Linked DNA regions of Mus musculus: region 2 is linked to region 1. A link is a loop called in an ENCODE intact Hi-C map of the cell type or tissue named here. Cell type or tissue: heart. All regions are shown on one strand. Links, peaks and the distances in the headings refer to the core of each region. The heading gives the core; the rest is flanking DNA. Region 1 has its middle 100 kb from the start of Sema6d. Region 2 has its middle 150 kb from the start of 4930583P06Rik.

The links. Hi-C counts contacts between places; a loop is a spot of excess contacts. Peaks named below come from ENCODE experiments on the same cell type or tissue, not always from the same donor. Only the 100,000 strongest peaks of a DNase experiment are listed, where the experiment ranks them.
Region 2: a loop joins it to region 1, with 2.2 times the contacts of the local background. A loop is called at or near these places in 2 of 42 quality-filtered maps.

Annotation. Positions count from the first base shown.
Region 1 is chr2:124,545,835-124,561,715 of GRCm38, reverse strand. It overlaps a transcript of Sema6d not described here. Among named protein-coding and RNA genes, the nearest start is that of Sema6d, 100 kb to the left of the region's middle. In heart, for the core only: no CTCF peak of the experiment used is centred there; DNase peaks (open chromatin) are centred at 6,425 and 6,765; H3K27ac peaks cover 976 bases.
Region 2 is chr2:124,361,159-124,377,039 of GRCm38, reverse strand. It overlaps a transcript of Sema6d not described here. Among named protein-coding and RNA genes, the nearest start is that of 4930583P06Rik, 150 kb to the right of the region's middle. In heart, for the core only: no CTCF peak of the experiment used is centred there; DNase peaks (open chromatin) are centred at 6,899 and 7,529; H3K27ac peaks cover 1,462 bases.

The DNA.
Region 1 (15,881 bases), core at 3,045-11,044:
CCTGTCTTTCTGATATGCAGTTTTTAAAAAATTTAGGAACGTTTCTGAATGTCATTTAATTTTTGCTGTTTACATTATTAATGCGATCAAATATTATTCTGTTATATTTATTATGCTGCACTGAATTAGTATGCTCTTTATTGACACACTGCCTAGAGTGGAAAATAAAGAGCAGAATCTCAAACTAAGTGAAATTTCCCCACTGATATTACATCATTATCCTTATTGAACCAGAAAAAAAAAAAAGAAGCAATTAGGAAAATAAAACACAGCCCAAATGTTTTTATTAACATCTTTAATACATGTACTCAGAATCGCCAATAAAAATTTCAGTGAAACCTGGTGATAGAATAAATTACATGTGTAATATAATTATTTCAAGTTAATTAAAATATTACTGTGATCTGCATTTCACGAGGCAATACCTCAAGCTCCTCTCTAATTTCCTCACTTTCAGGTTTCTGGCTCCCTCTGAATGAATACTGTAAAGAGCATCAGTATTGCCTTCTTTTAGTAGTTTCTGTAATTAGCCACAGGAGAGCCTTAGACACCTCCCACAAACTTCACTAAGAATCAGAATCTGGTATATATAGTGTGATGACCAGGAAGCCCACTGCTCCATGATGCTGGGTTTACTTGTGGCACAATGACCAGGCATGCACAATGCTCATTATTGTGGGTGCTGGCTATGAGCTAACACTCAGAAGCCCGGCTCCCTGGTTTCAAACCATGGCTTTCTAGAAATCACCAGTAAGTTGCTTAGTCTTACTATGCATTGATTTCCTTGTGTGTGCGCGCATACATGTGCATCGTGTGTGCATGTGCATCCTTCAGGGCTTCTGGAAGACTTATGTGTGACATCACCAAAGGATGTTAGGCATCTTCTATGCATCCCCATTGATCCTGTTTCAAGCAGCGTTTGGCACAGAGTCCTCCTCACGATGCAGGTGCCTGGTAGTATTACTATCATCACGCTATTTGGCACATTGCAAACTCTCAAAGAGAAGTAGCAGTTATTTTTACACTCCCTCGGGTGTCCACAAAGCAGAATGTCCTTATTTCCTAGTCTACTGAAGAGTGGGTACTTGATTCTTCTGTCATACAAGTTCTTTCTGGCTCCTAGCCTTCATGTTCAGCCTGCATTCGAGCCTAATAGAAGCCTCTCTCACACCTCTCCTGTCCAGTTTACTGCCCCTAGCATCAGCTTTGGAAACTTAAAACATTGTAGCCTGAGAACTGCTATTTCCCTTTGTAACCACTCCCTTGGATCTCCCAATCTTACCATCTCAAAGGCCTGCTTATGTTCTCTGGGACCCTATTTTCTAGGTTCCTTGCCTTATCAACCCAAGTTTTGTACATGGGGCCCTCAAGTACATTGCTTTATTCGGTATTCCAATCATGGCTTCATTTTCTATGATCCCTAAAACTGTGGCCATGGTTGCTTTCTTTTGTGGGTCCCCCCATGCCTTTATTCCAGTATGGCATGGTTTCCTTCCTGTTTCTGGGCATAGCTCTTGGATGGTTCCAGTTATGTTCGTGAGTTCCTGTACATATTCTATATTTGGCAACAGGACCAGATACTGGAATTCATTATTTTATAATTTAATTTGCGTCTATGTTTTGACATACCTTGGGGACAAAGGCCACTTCTGACAGTTTTCTTGAGTGTGTCATGTTGCCCTTTGTAAGGTTGCATAGAGACAAGTGAGATAGATAGTGCTTCAGATTTCTCAGTGTAGCTCTCCTATCTGGCTGAAATGAAGGTTTTCATTTTTCAACTCAATTCAGCATCATTTTCTGGTTCTTATGCACTGAGTATAATGAGATTTGCTTTGAGTTATCAACACTGCAGGGGAATGTTTAAATTAGAAAGAGAAACCCCGCCATCGATTTCTTTGAAAATGGAATAAAAACACAAAGATATTTTCCCTATATTCTATTATCAAAATATAATCTAAATTCAAAGCAATCATACCAACAATGCCATTGTTTTCTCAAGATTGTGAATTTGGTTCAGGAAATGTATTTATCAAAAGTAATTAAATGGAAATAAGAATCTTTATATACTACTGCATAATATTTCTTGCTACCATATATAGGAACAGCTAATGTTGAGTAAATAGGAGAATAGATGGAAAAATGCAGATATCTTGCCTTAAGTCCCTTGACTTTGGAATTCAATAGCAGCCCTTTCAAACTGGGGAGTGAAGTTAGAAGGAGGGACAAGCTTCTTCATGCAGACTGATGGGAGTGAGAGAAAAAGAGGACCCCGAGTCTCTTGGTACTTCTAGTCCTCAGCTAGGGATGAGAAGTCAACATGTCATCACAGTCATTCAAAACTTGCCAAGCTGGATTTCTAGGAAGCAAACAAGGGAGTCATATCCTTTCTATGGACACTCCTTTCACCCCTAGCTTTTATGTGCTGTGTCCTGGTGAGGAGTCTCAGGAGCCTTCACCTCAGTTCTATCATTAGACACATGACTCGACAGGAAAGGATAGACACCCCTAAACTGTGAACTAGAACTCAAGGCGCTCTATCTATCTATCTATCTATCTATCTATATCTATATATATATATGTATATATATATATATGCATGTGTTGTGTGTGTGCATACCAAGGTGCATGCAGAGGTCAGAGTATGAATGAGAGAATAGGTTCTCTCCTACCATGCAGTGTGGGAATCAAACTCAGGTCATCAGGCTTGTCAATATCTATACTTATGCATTGGGCCATCTCATTGGTCCTCATGGCTTTTTAAAAGGTAATTAATTATTATTCAGATCATTTACTAGTTCTCAGTCATGAATCACCCTTGTGTGTGAGTAAGATCGAATGAAGAAAATGTGGTGACAGACCTTGCAAAAGTTCACAGTGTAACAGAATGGATATTTTCGAGTGTTACTTATGGAAAGGGAAGAAGGCATAATACGCAAGGGCTTAACTAATTCTCTTTCCTCTGGAGGTGGTCCAAAGGGAAGTGTTTCCAGGGGTGTTTCCTAGCCAGTTGGCTATGTAAGCTAGGTCTTAAAGGATGCTCAAATTTCTGTAGTTGAAAGTCCCTAGGAGGTGCTATGCCCAAAGGTGAAGAATGATCAAAAGCATGTTGCCATGCTCTTCAGACTGGACAAGAAGGGTGCTTCAGTAAACTAACTGGCTAAAATATACCAGGAGCTGATTCATAAAATGGATCAAAGGCTTAGTTTCCTAAAACAATACAGTCCAGGTTCTTTGAAAGAAGTGAGGCCAGTAGGAGCTGCAGGGAAGTGTCAGCCCAGTTCAGACTCTTAGGCAGTTTGTTATACATGACCCATGTGTTACTCAGCAAAGAAGATGGATATTTCCGTCTTGAGAAGAACCAAGACGACAGGACAGGTACAGATGTTGAAGAGGAAGTATGCGACAGAGGAATTCACTTATGTGCGAAGGGACAGGTGGGATCATCCTGGGGACGGATACGGGTGCCAGGAGTCCTGACTAGAAGTCATGGAAGATGGCAGCGGATGACTACTGATTGCCAAGGGATACTTGGCAGCTGACAGGAGAAGCATGGAGGATTGTTTGTCACTTAGCCATGCACTATGTCAATGAACAGCTCACCAGCATGTGTCCTATGCTAGCACTGTGTCAGGAACTCAGGACCCAGAGAAAAACAAATGCAGTCTTGCCCCAGGAGCTTATGGCTGGATATGAAGATAGAAACTTGTGAGCAGCTCCCTGTAAGTGCTACAGAGAGGAAGACAAAGGCGTAGGTGTGAGAAATGTTAGAGGTGTTGAAGATGAGATGAACATTTCACTGCCTGGAAGCAAAGAGTGCCAAGAAGGTTTCCAAAAAGTGGTTCCTCCAAAGTGTCTGAGCTGAACTGCTCAGATAAGCTTCCTGCCAGACCAGGGTAGGGGCTCAATAGTAACACCAAAGTAATAACCATGAGGGAATCTCTGGGAGATATTTTTAACACCAGCTTTTCTATGTTGGATTGTTTAAAAATTATGGAGAACAATAGAAGAAGTATAAGGTGAGAATCCAACAGTCATTTCTTTCTGCCAGCAGTGCCAGGGCTGAGCATGGTGTGTGGCTCTGGAGAAGGGATCAAGACAGCATTCATGGTGGCACAAAGAGCAGTTGATGTCAGACCTGCAAGAACAGCATCCATAGTAGGGAGATCCTCCGATGTAGTGGTGATGTCTACAGACAAAGCTGAACTGGGCCGGAAGAGGACCCATTTAGAAGGCCAAGGATCTCTGACTTTAAAGTGTGAGAAGTAACACTTCTCAACTGGCAGAGCATCACTAGAGGGTTAAAGTGACCCTTCAGCCTCCTGGGCTGTAAGTAGAGCACAGAAAGAACGGGATGACATGTGGCTTTTATCTCATTGATTTTGTAATTTCTGTGGTGTATGAAGCCAGAGCAGGCAGCAAGGAGCAGTCTACAGCCCATCTATTACCCAGCTCTTTACACTCCAGGCTTTGCAGTTTTGTGTACATTATAAACTGCCGGGTGGAAATTAGCTGGCAAGTCCAGGTTGGAACAGGCCAGACATTTTGTGTGGCTTAACATTTTTCACTGTTATATCTACGCGCTGTTCATAGTACAACAAAGTGCAAACTGACCCAAGTTATCTGAAAGCTCTTAACACGATGTAGAACTTTAGACTGTGGTTGTAACAGTTCACTCCAGCCACAAGGCACATGAGGAGAGATATATAAAGTCAGTGGGGTTCAGTCCTGAGATAAGAGATGCCCCATGGCTGGATTACAGGAGGAATCATTTTTCAAGGCAGTTTTAAAGACAATTTTACTGTGTTGAGAAAAATCTTACAGAATAGACATATTTATTATTATTATTATTATTATTATTATTATTATTATTTTAAGGGAAGGATCACTGCAGAGAATGAGCTTCTTGGAAGAGAAGTGGCTGATTTTGGAGCCAATCTAGGTGTAGCCTAGCACTTTGGAAATTCCCTTAAGGTAGAGGTTATTAACATCTAAAACATTCCCAGGAAGCCTCCTGGATGCTACAGGCTGCATGTCTTCATCCCTCAAATTGACTTGTTGAATCGTAATACTCACAGGGTAGAATATGGAGATGGGGCCTTTAGAAGACATTGAGTTATGGTAGGGACACCCCTCACTGAAAGGGATTAGTGATCCTATCAAAGGTCCCCAGAGAAGCCCCTCAGACCTTCTGAGAAATACCAAGAGCATGGCCATCTGTGAACTAAGAGCTGCTCCTTCACTAGTCCCCAACAACCCAGCTCTGAATTCTGGAATTCCATGTTCCAGATCTGTGACATTGTTGTTGAGACATTAACATTGTTGATAAGCCCTCCAGTGTATGGAGCGTTGTTACTGTCACCCAAGTGGGCTGAGGCCTCTTTGTGCAATGCTATAGGGATATGAACATATAGCCCAACACAGGCTTCACCACCATGTAATTGAACACCGTTTGCAAAATTGTTCCATGTGATCATTTACTGTTTCAGAAATTCAAGTCCTTGTTTCAGTTGTCCATGCCTTACAACTGACCAGCCTACAGTTTGGTGGCATTTTCATATGCTCACATATTCTGTGGCTCTGGCATTTGAATAGGGCTTGACACCAGTAGTTTTTGTGTTCCATAATTCCAAGTGCTTCAACTGGAGAGACACGAAGCCTGGGCGTGACAGGAATCCTCTGGCTGCCTCTTTATCCCCTTGTCAGATATAGGAGTTAAGAGGATTCCAAGGCTCAACTTAGATCAGGCTTCTGACTGGATCTCCTGGGAACAACTCACACATGTGGCTTAGGCTAGCTCCCAGGATGGCTGTCCCTCAGGGTGATTGAGCTTGTCTCTGTTGTAGTCTGTTTAGGATGGCATAAAACCATAGAAGAGATATGAGAATGGTGACAAACTTGGAGAGCAATTTTCTTTCAAACACTGAAAGTGTATTAATATGTAGACGCTTCACTTGCTGCTTGTGTGATGAGCACAAAGTCTGGATGGAAAAAAGTATGGAGGATCACTTCTTGGACTTTTGGCTAAGACCAAGTGTGAAGAAATATGGAAGAAAAAGAAGAGGTTTGGGAAATTCTCATACCAGTCATGGAAGGAGTAGCCGAGTTTAATTCAGCACCATTCTCTGCACACTGAGTGGCGCATGCGTATATTGCCATTGCATATCCCTGCACTTCCTACACAGTTCCCATTCTGAAGAGATGCCATCAAGCCTAGAGGACTTGCTCCATTCAGAAGCATTTTGTACGCTGCATCCCTCCCGATTCTTTTAAACAGAAATGAAGGACAAGCCAACTGAGCACAAGGTTATCCCTTCAATGCCACAGGGATGCTCTCAGTCAGGCTGTTCCTAAATATAATACCCCAATGGATTACTTCCCAGAGGCTTTCATAGGATGCTGGCCTCATCATGGCACACAGACTTGTCTGGGCCCAACTTCCTGAAGCAGGAAGGCCGTTCTATTTTTTGTTTCCTCTCACAGCAGCAAGGAAGCAAACACTGCTGGAGCAGGAAGTCTGAACAGGAATTTGTTGACAAAAGCAATTTTTGTAGATTTAAGGAAAAGGTGTCTTGTAAATTTCCTCTAACAGCTGGCTGACCATTTCAAGAGACACATACAGGATGTGTGACCTCTAATGCTGTGGGAACATTCAGGATGGGTAAGCACTCATACCCTAAAGCACCTTTTAGGATAGCAATATTTGTGGCCTAAGAATTGAGACAAGGGGTGGGGTCTACAGATAGAAAGAAATCTGGCACTCTGGGTTGGTTCTGGACACACTGTATTATTGAGTCACTGTGCACTCTGGCTTGGCTCTGGATATACTGGGCTGTATTGTTGAGCCAGTGTTCAGCTTTTCTAGGTTAATGTGTGCAAGTCTCTTTTTTTAAAGGAACATGAGCCCAGAGAGATGGAGATAGTGGTTAAGAGAGCTTGTTGCTCTTACAGAGAAATAAAACCACCTTTAGCTTACAACCACCTATTACTCCAGCTCCAGGCGATCCAATGCCATCCTCTGTCTGACACGAGGATAAGGCAGGTAGATGGTGCACGTGCATGCAGACACAAACCACTTGTGCACATAAAATAAAAATATGTCCTTAAGGGAAAAGAGACAAAAGGAATTTCCCAGCCCAAGTCTGCTCATGGGCAGCTTTTCCTGTTCTTCTGTCTGACTGCAGTTTTGGCTTCCTAAGGAGTTCAAAGGAACAACAGAAAAGAAAACAGACGCACAACTGAAGAGAGGAAAGGGAAGAAACAAAGCGGCCAGCTGAGCAGAAAGTGTGGGAACACAGCAACTCTGAGGCCCTAAGAGCCCAGGATAGCTCTAAAGCTGCGGGAACAGACAATCGATTTCCCCCTTCCTCCTCAGAGCAGCAATCTCCACTTACAGAGACACATGAAATAATAAGCCTCCCCCAGTCAACAGGAGCATGCATCAGGTACGTCTGACAAAGGAAGACATTGTTAGGATGTGGAGAGTGTTTCTGAAAGATGAGACAGAAGGGCTCCCAGGTAACACCAGCTGATAGCTGCCTACTCTCCTTACCACTGTCAAAGCTGGGAAATAAAGAAAACCCTTTATGACAATTGCAGCCAGAGTTGTGTAGCATCCATGCTCTCTGAGGTCACTCATGAAGCCTACACAACCTTTCAGATGGATGCCCAACTAAGGGAAATATATAAGAAACATCACAAAGAATTGATGGATGGGTTCAACTCAGAAGATGCTGTAGAGAGCGAGCCTGGGTGCTCAGTAGCAGGTTGCTTGGTTCAGGCCTGGGGAGCAGACAATCATTCCAGACCAGTGGGGCTCAAGTGAGGAGGATGGAAGAATTTCACAGGGTGCATAGTAGGGAGGCAGAAGGCAGGACCAAGGAGGCATGGCAACCATTCTCAAATGCACATACCCACTCACAGATACAAGCACATATACATATTTAAAACTAACTTTGAAAGTCTTTAGGAAAGAAAATCGTCCTATGAAAAAGCATTGCTATCTTGAATGTTTCCTGACATATAGTTGGAGCCTGCAAAACATTCTATAAACACATGCATTACCCCTCTAGAGCTCAGTAGTTATTTAGGTAAAGAATCTTCTCAAATAAATCTGTATAATAGATTTTCCCTCTAGGCATATGTATGAGTTTCTAGGGGATAGAACCCAGGGCCTTGAACATGCTCTACCACCAAGCCACACATCTAGCCCAGAGGACTAGGTATAGCTCAGGTCAGTTTTGAACTTGTGATCCTTCTGACTCTTCCTTGAGAGTAGCAACAAGTCAGGCTGTCTCTGCAGGTTTGAACACATCATTGTCACCTTACTACTTTGAAGCAAGTGACATAGTTTTATATGCATGTGTATAAATATGGAAGGTGAATAGGAATCACCATAAGGACTTGATGCTATGTGCAGTGACAGAATGTCAGGGGTAAGAATCGCTTAACTTTGAAGCTCTGTTACCATATCCAGGGTCATTCATTTTCAGATTGGCTCCCACACTCATTTCTGCGTTTTTATTCATAAGAAAAATATAGATAGTCAAGATAAGGAAATATAATTCAGCAACAAAAGAGGGAGAGAACAGACACACAAGTCAAAAGGCTTCAGTGCCTTGGGAGGGATTCTTAATAGTCTGGGTGTCTATGGGCTACCACTTTTCATTGCACAACGAGAGAGCTGGGTCAAATCAGGATAAGGACTGTACCATGTGTCTGATTTTTCTGAATAAGATTGGCGTTTTCAAAATTTGTCTTCTCCCTTCCGGACCCGTGTAATGTCTTGGCAATTCCTGTGGTTGTTTTTCAACTGAATTCAACAAAGTGCTGAAGTCTTTGGATTGATTTTGTTTCCAGACTGCCCTGTTCTCTGGGTCCTAATGATTTAAGAGCTTAAACTTCAGGGTTTAGTTTCTGGATATCATCAGGTCTGGTGTCTGTTAGTGAATAAATACCATCAAAGCTCCTAAGCATATTACTACTACAGAAAGGAAACACAGCAGAGTCTTAAATCTGTTACTTCTGAGATCCATCTGAGACCAGTTCAGCACCAGGACGTGAAGTCAGTCAGATCCAGTGACTCTGAGTTGATGCAGGACGAAGAGTTGCTCCAGGAGTCATCCACGTCAAACCCCTTGCTCTGCTCTAGTCACTTCCCATCCACTACTTCATATGACTGACCTGCACAGTGAGCCCCACTCGTGAGAAGTGGCTCAGTGTAATTTTTAGGGGCTCCTACTACTCACACAGTTAAGGGAGCTGATATTTGTTAGGCACCTACACCATAGCAGACACTGTCGAACATCTTATATGTGGAACTTCGTTGTCACTAAAATTCCTTTAAAATAAATTGAATATTTAGATCCACAGGGTCTTCTGGAATTTGGTAGCAGTATCAACTTGAATTCTATCTCTGAACATCACATAGTGCAGGGTTGTCTCATCTCAACCAGTCACTATGCCCAAATACAAATTCTTGATTTCTTGTTACTAACTTTGATCATTTCAAATAATGAGTTTGTTCTGTGAGCAATAAGTCTAATGCTGACCTTTTCCTCTAAGCCTATTGCTTCAATCTTGGTGGAATGGAACTGGCTTTATGGGGTCTTTTGAGCTTTATTCAAACTTGGTATATACTGGTACATAAAACATACATAGTGTATTTATCTCATATCATTTAAAGTATAGGTTTGTAGAGGAAATTGGTATTTAAGAAGCATAGTAAATGCATGTATTGTGGTGAATTGTCTAGTGTGAAGGTTCTTGTAGCAATGTATTTGGACGTCTCATTATAAAGAAAGAGGTGAGAAATTCTAAGAAAGATGCACAAAGAATGGGAACTGACAACAAAATATCTGTGCCTTCTTGCTGTTCCAACACTATTAGTGGATGAAGCAGAGGAATTCCATTCCATGAAGATCTGGTTAATTTTAAGTTTCAGTGATGCATTAAAAAATTTAGCAAATTTCCCATCTAGTGACTGCCATATGCAGGGATCCATCCCATAATCAGCTTCCAAATGCTGACACCATTACATAAACTAGCAAGATTTCGCTGAAAGGACCCAGTTATAGCTCTCTCTTGTGAGACTATGCCGGGGCCTAGCAAACACAGAAGTGGATGATCACAGTCAGCTATTGGATGGGTCACACGGCCCCTAATGGAGGAGCTAGAGAAATTACCCAAGGAGCTATAGGGAACTGCAACCCTATAGGTGGAACAACAATATGAACTAACCAGTACCCGGGAGCTCTTTAGCTGCATATGTATCAAAAGATGGCCTAGTCGGCCATCACTGGAAAGAGAGGCCCATTGGACTTGCAAACTTTATATGCCCCAGTACAGGGGAATGCCAGGGCCAAAAAGGGGGAGTGGGTGGGTAGGGGATTGGGGGGGTGGGTATGGGGGACCTTTGGGATAGCATTGAAAATGTAAATGAGGAAAATACCTAATTAAAAAAAATTAGCAAATTTCAAAACTGTTGTGTCATTGGTGTTTTTCTGTAAGTAGGTAACTCCTAAGGATGTCTATACCAACATGACACAACTCCAAGTGTTGTGGTGATGGTGCCCCATCTCTCTTTGGAATACACCAGGCAACACTGAGATCTGTTGCTCTTCAAAGATGTCAGAAGCACAGTGGTCAAACATGGACACACCAACATCCACCCACACTGTCTCAACTTCTGCTTCCATTGAGGCACAGGAGATATGCACCTGGGATTTCCATGTCATGACAGAAATTTGTAGTGATGGCTTGGCAGGGGTTTCAATTTATTGATGTTTTTAGGAATACCTGAAGCCACGAAGCAATTTAAATCATAATCTGTATAAGATGCCCAGGTTCATTCTTCACCTGGGAGAAGAGTAAGAGAAAGTTAGGTGTGAGTACCTGTGTGAAGCCACCACTGCTTTAAGGGAGGTGGCTTCTAATTTGACTCCTGCTTGTCACTTTGACATTTAGAGCAAAGGTTCTGTAACCAGGCAGTGTGAATTTGCTTTGTATAAAAGGTCTCCAGTGTCACCTTCTGGGGACACAAACCGATCATTATTCTTCATGGACACATATGCTTTGCCACCTTCAGAGTGTCCATTTTCCCACAGCCAAGGCCCCTCTGTCTGCTTCCTGGAATGGGTTTTGCACGGTCACTGCCTTTTCTTTTCGAGTTCCTCCCTTCAGGAGACTGTGAGAAGCCAGCACTTCATGCAGTTTCCATAGCTTCACTCCTCAGCCAGAAAATCCTCAGGACTGTAGATTTAGCAGGGCAGTGCTAAAGTGTCAATGCCAAAATAGATTTTAAAATAGTGTAACTCAGCCTGCTAAGCACAGATTACATCACCAGGATACCAGGATTTTCATCAAAATAAATTTTAATTTCCTCTTTCTGTTCAAGTAGAAAAGAGAGAGTTAAACAGTGAGAAGGAGGCATTAGAGAGAGAGAGAGAGAGAGAGAGAGAGAGAGAGAGAGAGAAGTTCAGTGTTTGTGTACTGTGTATGTAGCCATTCCCCCAAGGAACTGCATACTAAGAATTATCTAAGGAAGAGGGATAGAGGGCTACCAGATCCTTAGAGGGATCCTTTTGAGGGCGAAAGCTGCACGTAAAGGCTGTTAGGTGAGACCTGTGTTCTCCCTAGTTTACTTCCAAGAAAATTAGGTGGCAAAGGACCAGTCCCTGTGCCCAAGTGCTCAAGCCTGAACATCTCATTTGTTCAAAGATGGTTCTTGGCAAGGGCCAGTTTCTTTATACTCCAAGATTAACTTAAGAAGTGAAAGCAGTTGAATTCACTTTTCAAATGACCTAAGTTTGCACTGGAGATAAGTTCTTTTAAACTGTCCAAATGACCATAGAGAAACAGAGCGACACCCAGTCTTCAGGATATTTGGGGTGGTGTTATGACTCCGCATATGGACACATACTGTGCCAAACCCAGCTTCTAGTTAAACTGAATGTCCAACTGGTAAAGAATATTCATCTGGCAACATTTCATATATTATAAAAATCTTCCAACCAAAAGAAAACTTTCTAAGACCATCCTTAACATCATCCAAACAGAAGCTGTGACTAGTTTGTCATTTGTCTTCCAAGAGAGAAGCAGGGGATCCTGCCTGAGTTTGGGTGCACCCCAAATTTCTCTGTCCTAACCTTCAAATACCTTCTCTGCTTCTTTCTGCTTGTAACATTATTCCAACGCCAATAACTTACTTATTGGGCTTTCTTCTCTTTGTGCATGTTTAGATTTTTCCAGGCATTTACTAGAACTTTCCAAGAAATGTATTCTTTTAAAGAATAGCCACAGGCACATTATTTAACCTGTTTCTTTTCCTCAGTTGTTAATTGAAGACAGCAATTCTGCTTATCTGGGTCAAAGGTTTACTTTTTTAAAAAGTAAGGTTTTTATTTATTCTTTGATAATTTCATGTAAATATGTTTTGATTTTGTGTTCCGTCTCTCCGAACTCTTTCCAGATTCTCCTTCATCCCCCCACCTACCCCAAAGCAGATTCTCTATCAAAACAACAAGAACAACACAAAGAATACGGAGTTCAATTTATGTTGGTCGACTACTTTTTGGCATGGGGCCTGTCTTGTGGTTGATATACTCAGTGTCACTCTATTGAAGAAAACGAACTTTCCCTCATCCAGTAGCAATCAAATACCAATAGCGCTTTAGCTGAGGATAGAACTTCTTTAGGGTGCTATTTCCTGCCTACCTCCCCTTCTCTAGTTGAGATTTTGCCAGACTTGAGTTTATGCAGCTCTTACACACGCTATCATAGTGTGCTGGATAGTTTTATGCCAACTTGACACAAGCTAGAGTCATCTGTGAGGAGGGAACCAATTGAGAAAATGCCTCCTTATGATCAGGCTACAGGCAAGTCGGTAGAACATTTTCTTAATTAGTGACTGATGGTGGGAGGTGCCATTCCTGGGCTGGTGATCTTGGTTTGCATAAGAAATCAGGTTGAACAAACCCAAAGGAGCAAGTCAGTAAGCAGCAATACTCCATGGCCTGTGCATCAGCTCTTGCCTCCCTCATGCCCATGACCTATTTGAGTTCCTGCTTTGGCTCCCCTCAGTGAAATGTTATATATTGGGCAAATAAACCTTTTCCTCTCTAGGTTGCTTTGGTCATGGTGTTTTATAACAGCAATAGAAATCCTAAGACACACGGCCTCTGTGAGTTCATATGTACAACTGTCCTGCTGTATCTGGAAAATGCTGTTTCTTTGAATTTATCTATAATCTCTGGCTTTTACACTTTTTTGTTCCATCCTCTGTACAGATCTATGAGCCTTGAGGGTAAAGGTATGATATAGACATCCCATTGAGGGATGAGCATTCAGAAGTACCTTATTCTCTGCTCATTGACCAGTTGCAGGTTTCCCTCTCCCTCTCCCTCTCCCTCTCCCTCTCCCTCTCCCTCTCCCCCTCCCCCTCCCCCTCCCCCTCCCCCTCTCCCTCTCCCTCTCCCTCTCCCCCTCCCTCCTTCCCTTCCCCTCCCTCCTTCCCTTCTCCTTCCTTCCTTCCTTCCTTCCTTCCTTCCTTCCTTCCTTCCTTTATTGGTTGTCATCATCTTCAAGAAGTTTAACAGTGCACTGGTCTATGGGTACAGGAATCATCTTTATTTCTGTGTCCATCTAGCAGAATAATTGTAGTGGATTTTTTCAAAAAAGGGCTCCTGATTTATCTAGACTCATGTTCTTGGGATCATTGACAGTCAGATATGGGTTTCCTTTCATGAAGTGGGTCTTAAAGCCAATCAAAAGGCTGTTGGTTGCTGCCCTCAAGCCATGTCTCTGCTTTACCAGTGGGGATACATCTCGCCAGGCAGATTGCTCTTGTCTTCACAGGGATCCTATCAGGGTGAGATAGAGGATTTTCTCCTCTGTTATTGTATTTAGCATTTTCTAGATACTAAGGATGAAGCTGCCAGTTGAATACCAGAGTTTTCCATATTGCATGGTGTAAGTACATGGAGTCCTACCATCAAGCTGTGGAGAGTAACCAACAGCACTGGCAATAGCCTGTAAAGTTAAGAAGCTCTATGGGATCCCATTGGTCAACAACTCAAAACAATGTAATCTATTCTAGGTATCAGGCTTTTATTTGGTAGCATATAATGTAGCAGTTGTGGTATTATCTCTCCATTATAGGCTAAACTCATTTAGAATCCTTTTGCCTATGACAAATATTTTTTATTGGTTACCTAGCAACTATACCTCCCTTTTAAATATTAGAGTTTTTCCTTTGTCTTTGTAAACATACATGTTCAAATAAATTGAATCCCTGTCGTAGTCCTTTAATATTTAAAAAAAGTGTTGATGTTTTTGGTTACCCACAAGGACTTACTGTTAGTACACCATCGCTGAGGATGCTACTTGCTTTGGTGGTTGGATAAAAGATAAAAAATAAGCTGGATCTGAACTTGAAGCATCCTTCTTATTGACTGGCCTTTATAGTGCAGGCTGCTGCAAGAGAAAACTCATAAGCAGTCTCACATCTTTGGACCCTGCATGCTACGTTACTGCTGTGCCCACTAAGGCTTGACCATTGGTGCAAGAGTAACATCAATGTTATGTGGATAACCAGCCACTTTCTGATTGGCTTAAGTCCTTCTCTGTGGGAGAAAATTCATGCCTGATACTGTTAACTGGGTCAAAAGTCTACAGCTGGGGAAGGCATCAGCTAGTGTGGAAGACACTACTGTTGTGCCACTAACTGTGCCTGTAAAACTGCCTTCTAATTGTTCAGGGTTTATTCCTGTAGAGGAGCGCTGTCCTTTTCTTTGGTCAGAGAAGCTTCTTTTTTAGTGGGGGCAGCTAATACACACGTAAGTGATCCAAGAGCTGAGAAGAATCGACTATTACAAGTGCAGCCCTAAGTAGGACACGCATATCAACTAACTTCTCCAAGGCTCAGGAAAAATGGAAACTTGTCGCATTGGTAATCATTCTCAAAAATCAGTAGTTCCTTGTAAGATCTCATCTGCCCCATTTGTAAACAACAACAACAACAACAACAAAAAAACAACACCATAAATATTTTGATTGTATGTATTCTTCTCAAACTTTCAAGGTTTCTCACTGTTTGATTACTAGAGCTATCTTTATCATATATAATTTTAATATTTTGTATGTGACTGGCCCATTTCCTGATACAACCTAATTTAGCAATTACTGTTTCTTCATTGATTTTAGCATTGATTTTTTTGGCTCTTTAAGATTCTTTACTATACTTAAGTAATTCGTTTGTATAAAATATGCTAATAGAAGCTATTTAATGTTGAATTACGTTTTTATATTGCTTGAGTTGGTTATTACTGTTTTTCAAAACTTTCTTACTGTTCCTTTGTTTTTATCTTCCCAATGCACCATTAGACTGTTTTCTTTACGTTAAGACATTCTATTAGTGTTTTAAAGGCAAAATGATCAAGTTGTAAAATGAAAGTAAGAACTTCCTGGGAGGGGAGGAGATGTTCAGCAGATGAAAGCATCTTCTAGGCAATCCAAACAGCCTAACTTTGATCCGCAGAAGCCACATTAATTAACACATACACACACACACACATAGACACACACACACAAGCACATACCTGCACACACACACACACACACACACACACACACACACACAAGCACATACCTGCACACACACACACACACACACACACACACACACACACACACACATACCTGCACACACACACATACACTCTTCCACACATACACATGCACACACATGCATACGCACCCCCTCTGCCCCCACGCATACATGCACACAAGGGGTGGGGGAAGAAAGAGAGAGCAGACCTTGTCTCAAAGACAAAGGGGAAGAAACAAATCAAGTCCTGAAAGCTGTCCTTAATGTCCACATGAATACT
Region 2 (15,881 bases), core at 3,485-11,484, 190 kb after region 1:
CTGGACTCTGTGATGGTTATCAGTTAAAAAACAAGCTTGTATCTAGCAATATCTTGTTTTCAGAGACACTCAGTGAAGGCTGATTTGGGAAGAATCATGGAAAATATCACACTGCGAGTAATTGAAGCTCAGGTGTCTGAGTGTTTGAAACATTTGCTACTTTCTCAGATCCCATCCAAACCCTTTTCAAATGTGACAAAGGTACTTATCCTCTCCATGCACTTGAGTACTGTGCTACCTTGTAGCGGTAAATGGGGGCAGCTGTGGAGTTCAAGATGACAAAGACCAAGCGGACCACAATTTTAGAATCTGAAAACTGGTAGTGCTTTGTGACTGTTCCCTTCCAAAGCGGCTCTCTAAATCTTTTCTGAACTGTCTTCGTTTACTGGAGACACCCTTCCCAACCCTATCAAAATAGCTGTAACAGATCTGAGTCCTTCAGGAGCCATTCAAGATGGTGAAATAACCTAAAATAGCACATCTATGTATCAGGGTCAGGGAATTGCTGGTAAATGTTCCTAGAGAGATGCCGAGTTTAGCAGTGGAAAAACCCCCATTCGTAGATAATTTCACATCACTGATACAGATACAACATGATAGTATGAATGAAAGGTGATGGAAAGAGCTCAGAGATGCAGTCTGAAGAATTTAAGAGGGACTTTCTGGCCGGGCGTGGTGGCGCACGCCTTTAATCCCAGCACTTGGGAGGCAGAGGCAGGTGGATTTCTGAGTTCGAGGCCAGCCTGGTCTACAAAGTGAGTTCCAGGACAGCTAGGGCTATACAGAGAAACCCTGTCTCGAAAAACCAAAAAAAAAAAAAAAAAAAAAAAAAAAGAGGGACTTTCTGGTAGAGGTAATATTGAAACTGAGACTTCACATTTAAGTTGGGGCTGATTGGATGTGAGACCATAGCCGGATGCAGGCAAAGAGATGGAGAAAGGATGCTTGCAATTATGCTTTCCTTAGCAAAAGGCAATGAGAATCAAGGAACAGCATTTCTTTCCAGATCTTAGAGTTATTTTTGGAATAAAGTGTTCCTGAGAAGGAATAAATTGTGTAAAAATGATTGAGATAAAACTTTAGGTGTTCAGAGGAAGACGCAGGAAGATAGAAATTAAGCAAGGATGTCACTATTGTTATGACAAGTAAATTTGAAACAAAGGAAGAACTTGTTTCTGGAAAAGAAATGTGTAAGAAAATATGAACCCAGAAATGGAATTGAGAAAGCTCAAAGCAGCATTGAAATTGAATATAGGCATCTGGAAGGAGAACTCATTCTTTTTCAAGGGTTTTTTATGTGAGCATGACAATTAGAATTCAATCCTTAGCATCATGTAAAGAGCCAAACGTGATGCCTCGTATTTATAATACCAGTCATGAGGCAGTCACATCCCTGGGACTCGGTGGCCACTTGGCCTAGCCCAATAAGCCATCTTCAAATCAAAGGAAAACCCTGCCTGGAAATCAAGGTACATGACTTCTAAGACATTAGTGGTTGACCTGTGGCATCTACATGCACACATAACCCTCTATACACAACTGAAATGACTAAAATTAAACAAAGAGATTGAAATGTAAGATATGCTCAGAATCATGAGAAATACATTTCACTAGTTGGCCTGGTCAGAACTTTTGACTGTCTGAAAAGAGGGGATTGGACTTTCTCACCCAAACACCAAGAGGCATGGGTTATTGAGTGGGGTGAAGGTGGGGAAGTTGTTGGGCATTATGGACGAGAATAACAAAGAGCATAGCTGGATAGGAAAAAAGTGAATAGAAGACATGAACTAATGCATTCATATCTGGATTTCAGAGCGCTTATGTCTAGTTTTGGATACATTTTAATTTGAGGGGAAGGTCTTGTTTTATTACAGAAGCTGTCACTTCACCTACCACACTGTGATGATTCAGTTACCAATAAGAGAAGTTCAATTGCTCTCACATGCCTGAGTCAGCCACACTTGTATATTCATTAGTTCTGTGCTCTGAATATGGATGGAGGATATCACCTTTAAATCCTAAAGGTTTAGGAGGTGATGCCTCATGGAAACTGGCCAGACCATGGGAACATAGTGATGTAAGAACAGATTAATGCTGGTGTCACCAGTTGTGCATGGAGCACTTAATCTTGATAACCAAAGTATTAGTACAGGGCAGCGTGCCTGCCTGCCATTGATTGGCCTGGAGACTGGGGACCAGGGCTCTAACTGGGTTACCAAAAACTGGAGAAGATACTCATAATGTTTGAGCAAGTCCAACCAGGGCTGATTCATGCTTTGAAATATGCAGAAAAGTAGATACATCCATCATCCCCTTTGATATCTGTTGCTTTAATCTTTTGCCATAATTCTTGAAGGCTGGTTATGGTCTCACCTCCTTCCCTTTCCCCCCATGCTACCAATATGATGCTTACAGCTCTTGACTTTCACCATACCCATTCTACAATTCTTTCGTGAAAGTCCAACATAACTCTTCCATTCTGTAAGCATTGCCTGTGTTAATATTTCTGGGACATAAAGATAAACCATATGCCCAAGAACTTTAAACTCTGTGAGTGCCCTTTCTTGACACTTCCAAGAAGTTAATTGTCTGTTTGCCTTCCTGTAATTACTTTAATTGCATGCCATTAGTGGCCACTAATAAATGCAAGTATGCTTGATTCTAATAAGCCTTATGTTCGTAACCCATCTGCAGGGCCCCATCAAGGCCTTCACATGTGGTCAAAATGGAAGGTGAGGTAAACAAGGATATTCACATTTAACCTTTGAGGCTAAAGGGAGAAGGGAAGATAATTTATGAATGGGGTAATTGTTTCCTTGCTTCTGATGCTGACCAGCACTCTCTCCATAGTGGCTACATGTATGTGCTGTGTGCTCATTTATATGAAAGCAAAAGTTAAAAGGGGTTGAGGAATAAAGGCTGCCTAATTGCTGCTATTATCGCAACTCAAAGAGAGAATTGCTGGGTGATATTATGAGGATCGAAAAACCATTGAAGATTTTATTGATGGAACACTTTTGCTCTAACTTTAAGCCACAGAAAATGAAGGTCATAATTTCAGGTTTTATGGGCACATGACTGGGCATTTACATGGAAAGAGCTGAGGTGTGAGGAGACTAAGCCATATCCCTTTGGCATAGTTTCCTTGATCATTATGAAATATCTGCTATAGGACAGCTTATCCAGTATTGTCTTTTGGTAAGCTCTACTAATGGAATCACCTGTAATCTGGAGAAAATGAAATACATGATAATGGTTTGTTGCTGTGTCACCCAGACAAAACCACACAGGGGAAAAAATAAGCATTTGGCAAAACACAAATTCTAAGTCTGATGATTCTTTGGGCACCTTGACTGTGATACTGTTATGTATCCAAACTTAATTAAATACAGAGATGCAGCCCCTGGTAGGCTGTTGATGAGCAGTGTATCACCTTATACCCTTAAACATATGAGCAGTACAACACAGAGTATACATGTATGGAGTTTTTAAAGAATAAAGGAAAATATATTTAAAAATCATCACACACACTTAATTTTATTTCTAACTATAGATATATGATTTCCTCTAAATATGCAGTGATGACTTAATGCCTAATGCCTGGGATCTGTGCTGAGACTTTCTCTGCCTCACTGAGGTGAACCTGGGTTATTTTAGTTCATTCTAAACCATTCCTTACTGCACACTCACAACATATAGCACTCAACAGGCAGCTGGCCAGGGCTGGGCATGCAGGTCCTGGGTCATTACAGAAGAGGCCTACATGTATATGTTGTGTGCTCTATCCAGATGCAACTTAGAACCCAGAATCAACAGTGCCCCTGTGCCTCCTTGCCTGCTGTATGCAGAATGTCACCACTGAACCCATAATGTAATTTAAATGCAGCTTCTCGTATATGTGGGATTCAAAATCATATTTTTCAGAGGAAAAATAAAAGCAAATCCTATCTAATTTTACCCACACAAAGGATATATATGTCTGATAATTTGGAGTTTGTTAGTTGAGGCAGCCATTTTTGGTTGAATCAATGGATGCTTATGTGACAGTTTGAAATGTCACTGTTCACCAGTGTCGTTCTTATCCTGTTTGCCTTCAACCACACTGTGGCATCCATTTTTCAAGACCAAGTATTGGTCACCCACTTTTTTCAAGAATCAATATATTCTTGGATGAAAGATAAATCTGTACTTATAGATTGGACCTACAGAAAGCCCTCTAAGAAGAGGAGGGTTGATGAAGCCAGTGGATCTAAGTCAGGAAATTCTAAGAAACAGGATGAAAGGCTGTGCCATAAGTAGGAGGAGTCATGAGAAGAGGATACTCTGAAGCCAATCTGACATCATGCTTTGGGCTCTAATAGCTCCAATAGAAAGGCAGTCTCCCCTCACCTCTACTACTAGTGTTTGTCTCTAAAACAATTTCAGAGTTTGACTCATGGAGACAGAAACACAAGGGAGGTTGGAAACCGAGGCAGAGCATGAGACGAAATAACAATATACATTAAAAACAATATACATTAAATTCAAACACAGTAAGGTCATCTATCTTTCTTACTCAAGGAAAGGCTTACTCCCTAAGACTCTTAAGGCTGTTTGAATTTATTCTTAAGCGAGACATAGAAATTAACCAGACAAAGCCTCTTCTGACCAGAAACTAATTTTTTTCCGTTTATTTCCTTTTCAACTTTTCCTGTTCAATAAATTACCACCACCAAGAGTAGGGTTAATAAGTGAAGGGATGGATTTGTGAACCAAATACGAACATGCCCAGTCCAGTCACCTGCTGACTCCCTGTCTGTCATCAGGGTATCTCACTCCTCTCTGACAGAGACCCATGTTTCCTTCAAGGTCTGGGAGAGGTCACCTTGTGTGAGCCCCATGCTTTTGCAGGATGGCCAGGGGGATGCATTCTGTTGAAACCCTCTACCTGCATTGCTATGAACAACTAGAGGGGAGGAAAGTATTCTTAAAAGGGCTTCTGTCTTAGATCTGCCAAGGCTACTTCATAAATAAGCAATGAATGAAAGAATGGGGCCACATGCTATGTTGAAGATATAATGAGTTAGAAGTATCAGTATCATGTTTAGAAGGGAGGAAACTGAAGCAGAAGTAACCTAATATGTAACTCCAAACTCTGATGGTAGAAATACTTTTTTGAATTCATTGACAGAAACTGATTTAAAAGTATTACCCAACTTAGCATGACCTGGGACGCTTTCAACTTCCTGTCTTCCAGCCTCCACTCCTACTGAACTCTATCTGCCCTGCATTCCTCCTTACCAGGACTCACAGGCTTTCTTACAGTGATTTAAATCATGAATACTTGCTTAATTCAGGAATAAGGCTTGAGTTCTGGAGACTGGCTGGTGTTGAGGTTGCCTACATAAACATACAAGCAGCCAGTAAAGGAAGTGATCAAGGGATACAGGACAGACAAGCATACACGTCAGATAACGCTATCAGGACTCTCAGGCCAGAGTGCTAGCATTTGAACAGTCCTTAGGATGTTCTGTGACAGGTTTAGCTGCTCTGGGATTTATACTTCCTCACCAGAAAAGTGAGAATGATGTTCTCCAGAACATGCCTGTGGTTAGTTGTTGGGTTTCTTGATTGTGATTCCTATCCAACAAAAAGATTCTGCTTCACACAGATCCACAGTGATGGGGATTCCCCTATCCTGGAGCTGTGTCACCCAGAACATATATATGTCTACTAGACACATGGCAGAAGACCACACTTCCCCAGGAAAGGACCCATGGGTCCCTTTCTTTCAAAGATCATTTCCCATAATTCATCATTGTACCCTGCATAATTACAAAGGGGTCTTGCATCAGAAAGGCAGATGGACCATTTTTTTGTGGGTTCTATTTTCTTGGCCTCTGAATTTTATTAAGTCTTAAGAAAACAAACAAAAATGATTAAGGTTTTTTTATTTCTTTGCATGTAGCAGTAGGCACATGTATTAAATGCTTTAATAAAGCTGGGACCTACTACAGAGAAGCTGCATATTCCTAAGAGGAATTCATTTGTTTTTGTGTGTGTGCATGTTGTGCATGCATGCTCAAATGGATGCTACAAGAGGATATGAGGTAACTTTTTCTATTGCTCCTGCCCTTTGCCTTGAGATAGGGTCTCTCCCTGAAGCAGAAGCTAGTCATCTGGGGCTAGGCTGGTTGACTTGCAAGCTCTCAGGATCTGCTCACCTCTATCCCCCGCCCCCAAAACTGAGGTTACAGTCTGTACAGTTGTGCTCAACTTGTTTCATGGGTGCTGGAGGCTCAAGCTGAGGTCTTCAGGCTTGTACATCAAGGGATCTCACCTACTGAAGATTCAGATTTTAAGGTGACTTTTGTAGTCATGTAACTTTTTTTGTATGTATGTATGTATGTATGTATGTATGTGTATATATGTATGTATGTATGTACAAATGTATGCATGGGCAAAGTTTAAGAATCAGTGGCATCTGGTTCTTGTGCAAAAAAGTTTGCATTGTTTAGAAATGAACATGTTTTGCAATTTGTTTTCCACAGCACTCTTTAATTAATAGGTCATTTAATGACTTCTCTGAATTTAAAGAGGAGAGGTTCTGGCTAAGGGATTGTAAGTGCAGTGGTAACCAGGAAGTTCTGTCTGTCTCTGACTCACCTTGAGCTTGTCCCAAGAAGCCCCCAGCCTGTTCTGCATACAGCGCACTCTAGGAGAACATCAGCAAAATGACAAGCTGACAGGAGCTAAGCCAGAATCTCTGACCTTTTATTCTGCTTCATGAGCAAAGAGAAAGGAATACCCCAGCTTCCTGGGTCCAGCCAGTCAGGAGTTAAGCTTCTCCTTCCCTTACAGCTTTGCCAGACAGTCTGGGGCTGGCCTTCCAGGTTTCCGGCTTTCTGGACCAGCTGGGAGAAGCATGCTTCTCAGACCCCATGGGCTTGCCAGAAAGTTTTCCCCAGAGACACAGCAGAATTGGAAGACAGCAAAGCCACTTTCATAAACTGGGTACTAATAGATGTTTAAGAGACTAAAAGAGAAGGAGTTTCTGGGTCAAAGGAAAGAAAAACTATGATAAGTTTTTAACAGTGTAGGCATATTTTTCCTTCCATAATTTGCATATGATCAGAGCAAACCTTTTCCTTCCAGGCGACTCCAGGAAGCCTGGGAGACATGGTTCTGAAATGCATTCAGAGGCATATTTCAATAGTTTTATTTCATAAGAATCATTTTTTTGCGCATTAACCCCAATTCTCTAATGCATGAAATATTCAAGCTGATATTTGACAAAGAAGCCTAGTTGGTACAAATCTCTGCTTTACATATAGATGTCCTAGGGAGCTATGAGAAAGCAGTTAGAGATGGTCTTTTCTTCAGGATGCTTATAGACATCAGTGATGCAAAGCTTTCCATACCTGGGTTGGCCGTGGTGATTCTTGGCCCAGGGTCCTCCTTGGCCAAGTTACAGAATCAAGTTATGCTGACTTCATTGGGCCTGGTATTACCAGAGGTCCCCTGGGAAATGCCTGCTTTATCCAGCCCTGTTTTGGACTGGAACCAAATCCCTATCTAAGCAGCTGAGAAGAAAGACCCAGTGAGAACAGGTCTGCAAGCTCTGGGCAGACAAGGCCACTATTCTTTTCCACCAATGACTGGCTACCTCTTCTTCCACTCTGCCATCACCCTTGAGGGTAAAGTATTTGATTTTCTCTTAGGATGACCCTGGTCTGTCTCTTTCTGTGAGCTTCCATCACTCTGAGGAACAGAGGATTCTCTACTTTCATCCACACTCACCTTCAAATGACAGGGATTTGCCAGAGAAAGCAAAGATGCACTTGGAAACTCTTTCTCCAGGAAAACTATTTTTTGGGAAGAAAGCACTGTGAAGCTGTAAACATGTCAGGGCTTTACCCTACCATAGCCTGTAGAACTTCACTTCAGTAATTTCTTCAACTTTTGTCACCTTTTGACAATTTTAGCACCCAATTCTCCACCTAGCTCACTTCCCCAAGATGTCCCATTTATTGCTAAAAAAAAAAATTAAATTAAAAAAAAACTTTCTTACATAAGTGCTATTGGTTTTTGGAGTGGGGTGTGAAAAATGTGAAACTAGTAAGAAATCAAGACACAGACAAGATTGGTGTCACACAGATTCTTTTTTTAATACTTTTTATTAGATATTTTCTTCATTAATATTTCAAATATTATCCCAAAAGTCCCCTATATCCTCCCCCCGCCCTGCTCCCCTGAAAACATTTTTTAAAATTTTTTTGTTTTTTTTAATATTTTTATTAGGTATTTCCTTATTTACATTTCCAATGCTATCCCAAAAGTCCCCCATGACCTCCCCCCCCTCCCCTATCCACCCACTCCTACACTTTGGCCCTGGCGTTCCCCTGTACTGGGGGATATAAAGTTTGCAAGTCCAATGGGCCTCTCTTTCCAGTGATGGCCGACTAGGCCATCTTTTGATACATATGCATCTAGAGTCAAGAGCTCCGGGGTACTGGTTAGTTCATAATGTTGTTCCACCTATAGGGTTGCAGATCCCTTTAGCTCCTTGGGTACTTTCTCTAGCTCCTCCATTGGGGGCCCTGTGATCCATCCAATAGCTGACTGTGAGCCTCCACTTATGTGTTTGCTAGGCCCTGGCCTAGTCTCACAAGAGACAGCTATATCAGGGTCCTTTCAGCAAAATCTTGCTACTGTATGCAATGGTGTCAGCGTTTGGAGGCTGATTATGGGATGGATCCCTGGATATGGCAGTCTCTAGATGGTCCATTCTTTTGTCTCAGCTCCAAACTTTGTCTCTGTAACTCCTTCCATGTGTGTTTTGTTCTCAATTCTAAGAAGGGGCAAAGTGTCCACACTTTGGTCTTTGTTCTTCTTCAGTTTCATGTGTTTTGCAAATTGTAACCTATATCTTGGATATTCTAAGTTTCTGGGCTAATATCCACTTATCAGTGAGTACATATCATTTGAGTTCTTTTGTGATTGGGTTACCTCACTCGGGATAATGCCCTCCAGGTACAACCATTTGCCTAGGAATTTCATAAAAATCATTCTTTTTAATAGCTGAGTAGTACTCCATTGTGTAAATGTACCATATTTTTTGTATCCATTCCTCTGTTGAGGGGCATCTGGGTTCTTTCCAGCTTCTGGCTATTATAAATAAAGCTGCTATGAACATAGTGGAGCATGTTTCTTCCTTACTAGTTGGAACATCTTCGGGATATATGTCCAGGAGAGGTATTGCGGGATCCTCCAGTAGTATTATGTCCAATTTTCTAAGGAACCTCCAGACTGATTTCCAGAGTGGTTGTACAAGCTTGCAATCCCACCAACAATGGAGGAGTGTTCCTCTTTCTCCACCTCCTTGCCAGCATCTGCTGTCACCTGAATTTTTGATCTTAGCCATTCTGACTGGTGTGAGATGGAATCTCAGGGTTGTTTTGATTTGCATTTCCCTGATGATTAAGGATGCTGAACACTTTTTCAGGTGTTCCTCAGCCATTTGCTATACCTCAGGTGAGAATTCTTTGTTTAGCTCAGAGCCTCATTTTTTAATGGGGTTATTTGATTTTCTGGAGTCCACCTTCTTGAGTTCTTTATATATATTGGATATTAGTCCTCTATCTGATTTAGGATAGGTAAAGATCCTTTCCCAATCTGTTGGTGGCCTTTTTGTCTTACTGACGGTGTCTTTTGCCTTACAGAAGCTTTGCAGTTTCATGAGGTCCCTTTTGTCAATTCTCGATCTTATAGCACAAGCCATTGCTGTTCTATTCAGGAATTTTTCCCCTGTGCCCATATCTTCGAGGCTTTTCCCCACTTTCTCCTCTATAAGTTTCAGTGTCTCTGGTTTTATGTGGAGCTCCTTGATCCACTTAGATTTGACCTTAGTTCAAGGAGATAGGAATGGATCGATTCACATTCTTCTACATGATAACCACCAGTTGTGCAAGCACCATTTGTTGAAAATGCTGTCTTTTTTCCACTGGATGGTTTTAGCTCCCTGGTCGAAGATCAAATGACCATAGGTGTGTGGGTTCATTTCTGGGTCTTCAATTCTATTCCATTGGTGTACTTGTCTGTCACTATACCAGTACCAAGCAGTTTTTATCACAATTGCTCTGTTAGCTTTAGGTCAGGCATGGTGATTCCACCAGAGGTTCTTTTATCCTTGAGAAGAGTTTTTGCTATCATAGGTTTTTTGTTATTCCAGATGAATTTGCAGATTGCTCTTTCTAATTCATTGAAGAATTGAGTTGGAATTTTGATGGGGATCACATTGAATCTGTAGATTGCTTTTGGCAAGATAGCCATTTTTACAATGTTGATCCTGCCAATCCATGAGCATGGGAGATCTTTCCATCTTCTGAGATCTTCCTTAATTTCTTTCTTCAGAGACTTGAAGTTCTTATTATACAGATCTTTCACTTCCTTAGTTGGAGTCACGCCAAGGTATTTTATATTATTTGTGACTATTGAGAAGGGTGTTGTTTCCCTAATTTCTTTCTCAGCCTGTTTATTCTTTGTGTAGAGAAAGGCCATTAACTTGTTTGAGTTAATTTTATATTCAGCTACTTCACTGAAGCTGTTTATCAGGTTTAGGAGTTCTCTGGTGGAATTTTTAGGGTCACTTAGGCCCCTGAGTTTCATTATTTCCTGTGTCTACTCCTCTTGGGTGAATTTGCTTCCTTTTGTTCTAGAGCTTTTAGGTGTGTTGTCAAGCTGCTAATGTGTGCTCTCTCTAGTTTCTTTTTGGAGGCACTCAGAGCTATGAGTTTTCCTCTTAGAAATGCTTTCATTGTGTCCCATAAGTTTGGGTATGTTGTGGCTTCATTTTCATTACACTCCAAAAAGTCCTTAATTTTTTTCTTTTTTCCTTCCTTGACCAAGGTATCATTGGGAAGAGTGTTGTTCAGTTTCCACGTGAATGTTGGCTTCCCATTATTTATGTTGTTACTGAAGATCAGTCTTAGTCCATGGTGGTTTGATAGGATGCATGGGACAATTTCAATATTTTTGTATCTTTTGAGGCCTGTTTTGTGACCAATTATATGGTCAATTTTGGGGAAGGTACCATGAGGTGCTGAGAAGAAGGTATATTCTTTTGTTTTAGGATAAAATGCTATGTAGATATCTGTTAAGTCCATTTGTTTCACAACTTCTGTTAATTTCACTGTGTCCCTGTTTAGTTTCTGTTCCCATGATCTGTCCATTGATAAAAGTGGTGTGTTGAAGTCTCCCACTATTATTGTGTGAAGTGCAATGTGTGCTTTGATGTTTACTAATGTTTCTTTAATGAATGTGGCTGCCCTTGCATTTGGAGCATAGATATTCAGAATTGAGAGTTCCTCTTGGAGGATTTTACCTTTGATGAGTATGAAAGATTCCATGGAGATCATAGGCACAACAATCAAAGAAAATACAAAATGCAAAAAGATCCTAACTCAAGACATCCAGGAAGTCCAGGACACAATGAGAAAACCAAACCTACGGATAATAGGAGTTGATGAGAATGAAGATTTTCAACTCAAAATCCTTGTCCTTTTTGATAACTTTGGGTTGGAAGTCAATTTTATTCGATATTAGAATGGATACCCCAGCTTGTTTCTTCAGACCATTTGCTTGGGAAATTGTTTTCCAGTCTTTCACTCTGAGGTAGTGTCTGTCTTTTTCCCTGAGATGGGTTTCCTGTAAGCAGCAGAATGTTGGGTCCTGTTTGTGTAGCCAGTCTGTTAGTCTATGTCTTTTTATTGGGGAATTGAGTCCATTGATATTAAGAGATATTAAGGAAAAGTAATTGTTGCTTCCTATTATTTTGTTTTTAGAGTTGGCATTCTGTTCTTGTGGCTGTCTTCTCTTTGGTTTGATAAGGGATTACTTTCTTGCTTTTTCTAGGGCATGGTTTCCGTCCTCGTATTGGTTTTTTTCTGTTATTATCCTTTGAAGGGCTGGATTTGTGGAAAGATAATGTGTGAATTTGGTTTTGTCGTGGAATGCTTTGGTTTCTCCATCTATGGTAATTGAGAGTTTGGCTGGGTATAGTAGCCTGGGCTGGCATTTGTGTTCTCTTAGTGTCTGTATAACATCTGTCCAGGCTCTTCTGGCTTTCATAGTCTCTGGTGAAAAGTCTGGTGTAATTCTGATAGGTCTGCCTTTATATGTTACTTGACCTTTTTCCCTTACTGCTTTTAATATTCTATCTTTATTTAGTGCATTTGTTGTTCTGATTATTATGTGTCAGGAGGAATTTCTTTTCTGGTTCAGTCTATTTGGAGTTCTGCAGGCTTCTTGTATGTTCATGGGCATCTCTTTTTTTAGGTTTGGCAAGTTTTCTTCTATAATTTTGTTGAAGATATTTGCCGGTCCTTTGAGTTGAAAATCTTCATTCTCATCAACTCCTATTATCCGTAGGTTTGGTTTTCTCATTGTGTCCTGGACTTCCTGGATGTCTTGAGTTAGGATCTTTTTGCATTTTGTATTTTCTTTGATTGTTGTGTCTATGTTCTCCATGGAATCTTCTGCACCTGAGATTCTCTCTTCCATCTCTTCTATTCTGTTGCTGATGCTCACATCTATGGTTCCAGATTTCTTTCCTAGGGTTTCTATCTCCAGCGTTGCCTCACTTTGGGTTTTCTTTATTGTGTCGACTTCCCTTTTTAGGTCTTGGATGGTTTTATTCAATTCCATCACCATGTTTTCCTGCAATTCTTTAAGGGATTTTTGTGCTTCCTCTTTAAGATCTTCTACCTGTTTAGCAGTGTTCTCCTGTATTTCTTTAAGTGAGTTATTAAAGTCCTTCTTGATGTCCTCTAACATCATCATGAGATATGCTTTTAAATCAGGAACTATCTTTTCGGGTGTGTTGGGGTTCCCAGGAATGGGTTGGGTGGGAGTGCTGCGTTCTGATGATGTTGAGTGGTCTTGGTTTCTGTTAGTAAGATTCTTACGTTTGCCTTTCACCATCTGGTAATCTCTGGAGTTATTTGTTGTAGTTGTCTCTGGTTTGAGCTTGTTCCTCAGGAGATTATTTTAGCCTCTATCAGCAGACCTGGGAGACAAGCTCTCTCCTGAGTTTCAGTGTTCAAAGTACTCTCTGCAGGCAAGCTCTCCTCTTCCAGGGAAGGTTCCCAGATATCTGGTGTTCGAACCTGCCTCCTGGCAGAAGTTGTGATCTACTCACCAGAGGTCTCAAGATCCCATGGAGGGTCCTGTCCGCAGACTCTGCACCCAAGGTACCCTGGTGCTGGTGTGGACTGGAAGGGACCATCACACAGATTCTTAAGGATGAACAAAAGTTGACTTCATGTCTCTGGCTACAGAGACCCGGCTCCTGCCACTGTGTCAAGGTATTCATAGTCCTCCAGGGCCATCCTGGGATACTGTAGCTAATCAAAGATAATAACACAGTGGGGAAGTGTGTGAGGGTCCAATACACACACTCCTCCAGGGTAAATTTACTTTTTTGCATAATTAATTTTCATAAAAGGCTTCCTTTAAGACACGGGAAGTTAAGACAGAGCACACATCTGGCCTCCCAGTGCAGATGTCCTGCTTTGGGAAGAATATGATTTGAGAGAACAATGTCCACCTGCCAAGGTGTTTTCCCAGGATCCTGTTACTTAGTGCTCCTGTGTTACTCGGCAAGATTATCATATTAACTTAGCAGCAAGTCAGAGAGGAAACATCATGCTCTCCTGTGGCCCCAGTTTTGTCTCAGTGTCTAAAAGTTTTAATTGAGAAATATGAGAATAAATGAATTTCTGATTGTAAAAATTTTTGGAAAAAATATCAAATTTCTTCCACTTTTCTGATTTGGAAAGGATGGTCTAACTAATAATCAGGGGCACAAACTTGTTTCTACTCTTAATACTGCCCACAATTAGCTAAGGAATTGTTAGACATGCTACATTATGGTGGCAGCATTTAAGCATATCCTGATTTCCCCAAGCACTGGGGATGTTTGAGCCCACCCTTGTTCCATTGGTATTTTTATTTCTTTACAGTTGGAGGAGCCAGAGCCATGGCAACATCTCAAATCTCTGATGTCTAGAAAAGCATCCCCACTGGTTAGGGCACCTACCCTGCCTCAGGCCAGGCTCTTCTCTGCTGCCATCTCCTGCTAAGCCAGCTCTTCCTGAGAGCAGGAGTGGAAATGGGCATGGGTGCTAGAGCTGGCGACATGTCATGCCAGTAGGACATGAAAGCCAAAGATACACTACCCAGTGAGGTAGAACCTCAGATACACTGTCTACCAGAAGTTGATAACAAGTCAAATGCACAGTGTAAAGATGATTCGTGGATCAGAAAGCTCCATCTTTTCGAGGGGAAGGGGCTTTTTTTTTTTTTCCAAATAATTGAACCTTAGAAGAAGATGAGCTTGTGTGAACCATCATACTCTATATACTCAGCAAAGCACTGCAGACTGCAGTGATTCTCAGCATCAGTGAGGTCAGGAGAGCACTGCAGTGCCCTGTTGCAGTACTGGGCCACTTGCAGCGGTACTCACCCAGTGACCATGACACTCACACCAGTTACAAACAGCCTTTCTTTCTTTAGCTTGCTTCTCTTGTCATTTAGTCAAAATCATCTCCTAAAGTAGATGATGCACAACTGTCCTGCTATTGTGGATTGCCTGTAACTCTAGACTTATTCAGTTATTAAGAGAATACATTTTATACAGAACTAAATTTGTTGTCACCTGTTTTAAAAAAAAAAAAGGTCAGTACAAAGCAGTAGACAATCTGAGTGTCCAGTGTGCTTTAAGTGGTATTCAGATTACTTATCTTCATTTCATCCTCTTATATTTCTCTAAACAGACAGAGAGTTCAAAGCTTAAATTTTGATCTATGTCTAAGTAAGAATCTGGTCGGAAACTTTAATTCAGCAGAACTGTTTCTTCAAGGAATTCTCATGCCAGTCAAACACAAAATTCTAGATTAGATGAAGCATCTTTTCAAAGGAAGATATCTGTTCAAACTTGAACTGAGTGCTACCACCACTGAGTGTGGAAGACATAAACTACTGGAGTCCATGCTCACTGTTAGGAGCCCATGCTCTAGGCTTTTAGGTTGCTGGTAGAGGAGTGTTAGGACCAGGACCATGATTCTATAGCAAATGGGAAAAATTTAATAAAAGATACTGGATATCTATACATGCAGTGAAATTTTGCTGTTTGCAGTTCACTAAAGAAAGAAAGTACATTGGAATTTAGTTTACAACCCTAGTTTATCGAAGCAATTTTAGGCCTTCACCCCCAAATTTTCTCCATACAAAGCCTGTTTGTGACTGAAAGTTTCAGGGAGGGCTCAACAATGCACAAATCATGCTTACTCGAATTCACAAGGCTGTGAACACTCAAACGGTTTCCTTTCAGTGCTTCTGATTAGTTTATGGACAGTCCTACTGTCATCCTGAGTGTGCCTCTAACTTTAGTTAATCTTCCTGTGTAGCAACATCTCAGCTGATAACAAGGTTCCCCTAAAATGAATCCAGGCTGATTTCCATCCTATTTGTATGTGCATGGCTTATGGCCCCACAGCACTCAGATGCTTTCATTTATCTACTTGTCATAGAAAGTATTTTCTTGTAAATAATTTTAAATGTAAGAATGAAAGAATCTTGCCATGTTTGGTATGTCAACTTAGAAAAAAAATCATAGCATGAAGTGATTGGGTTTGAAAAGTACAGTATAGAAAAAAGGAGAAATTGATAGATGATTGGAAGCCATATGAAATAGCTTTCTTAGCTTATCTCTAGTACATATCACAGCAAGCAGAGCACAGTAGTTCATAAGTATATTAAGAATAATGAAAATGAAGGAGCAGTCTACGAGGACTAAATGCTTAGATGTATGGGGTGTGGGCAGGTGTGGAACAGCATCTGTC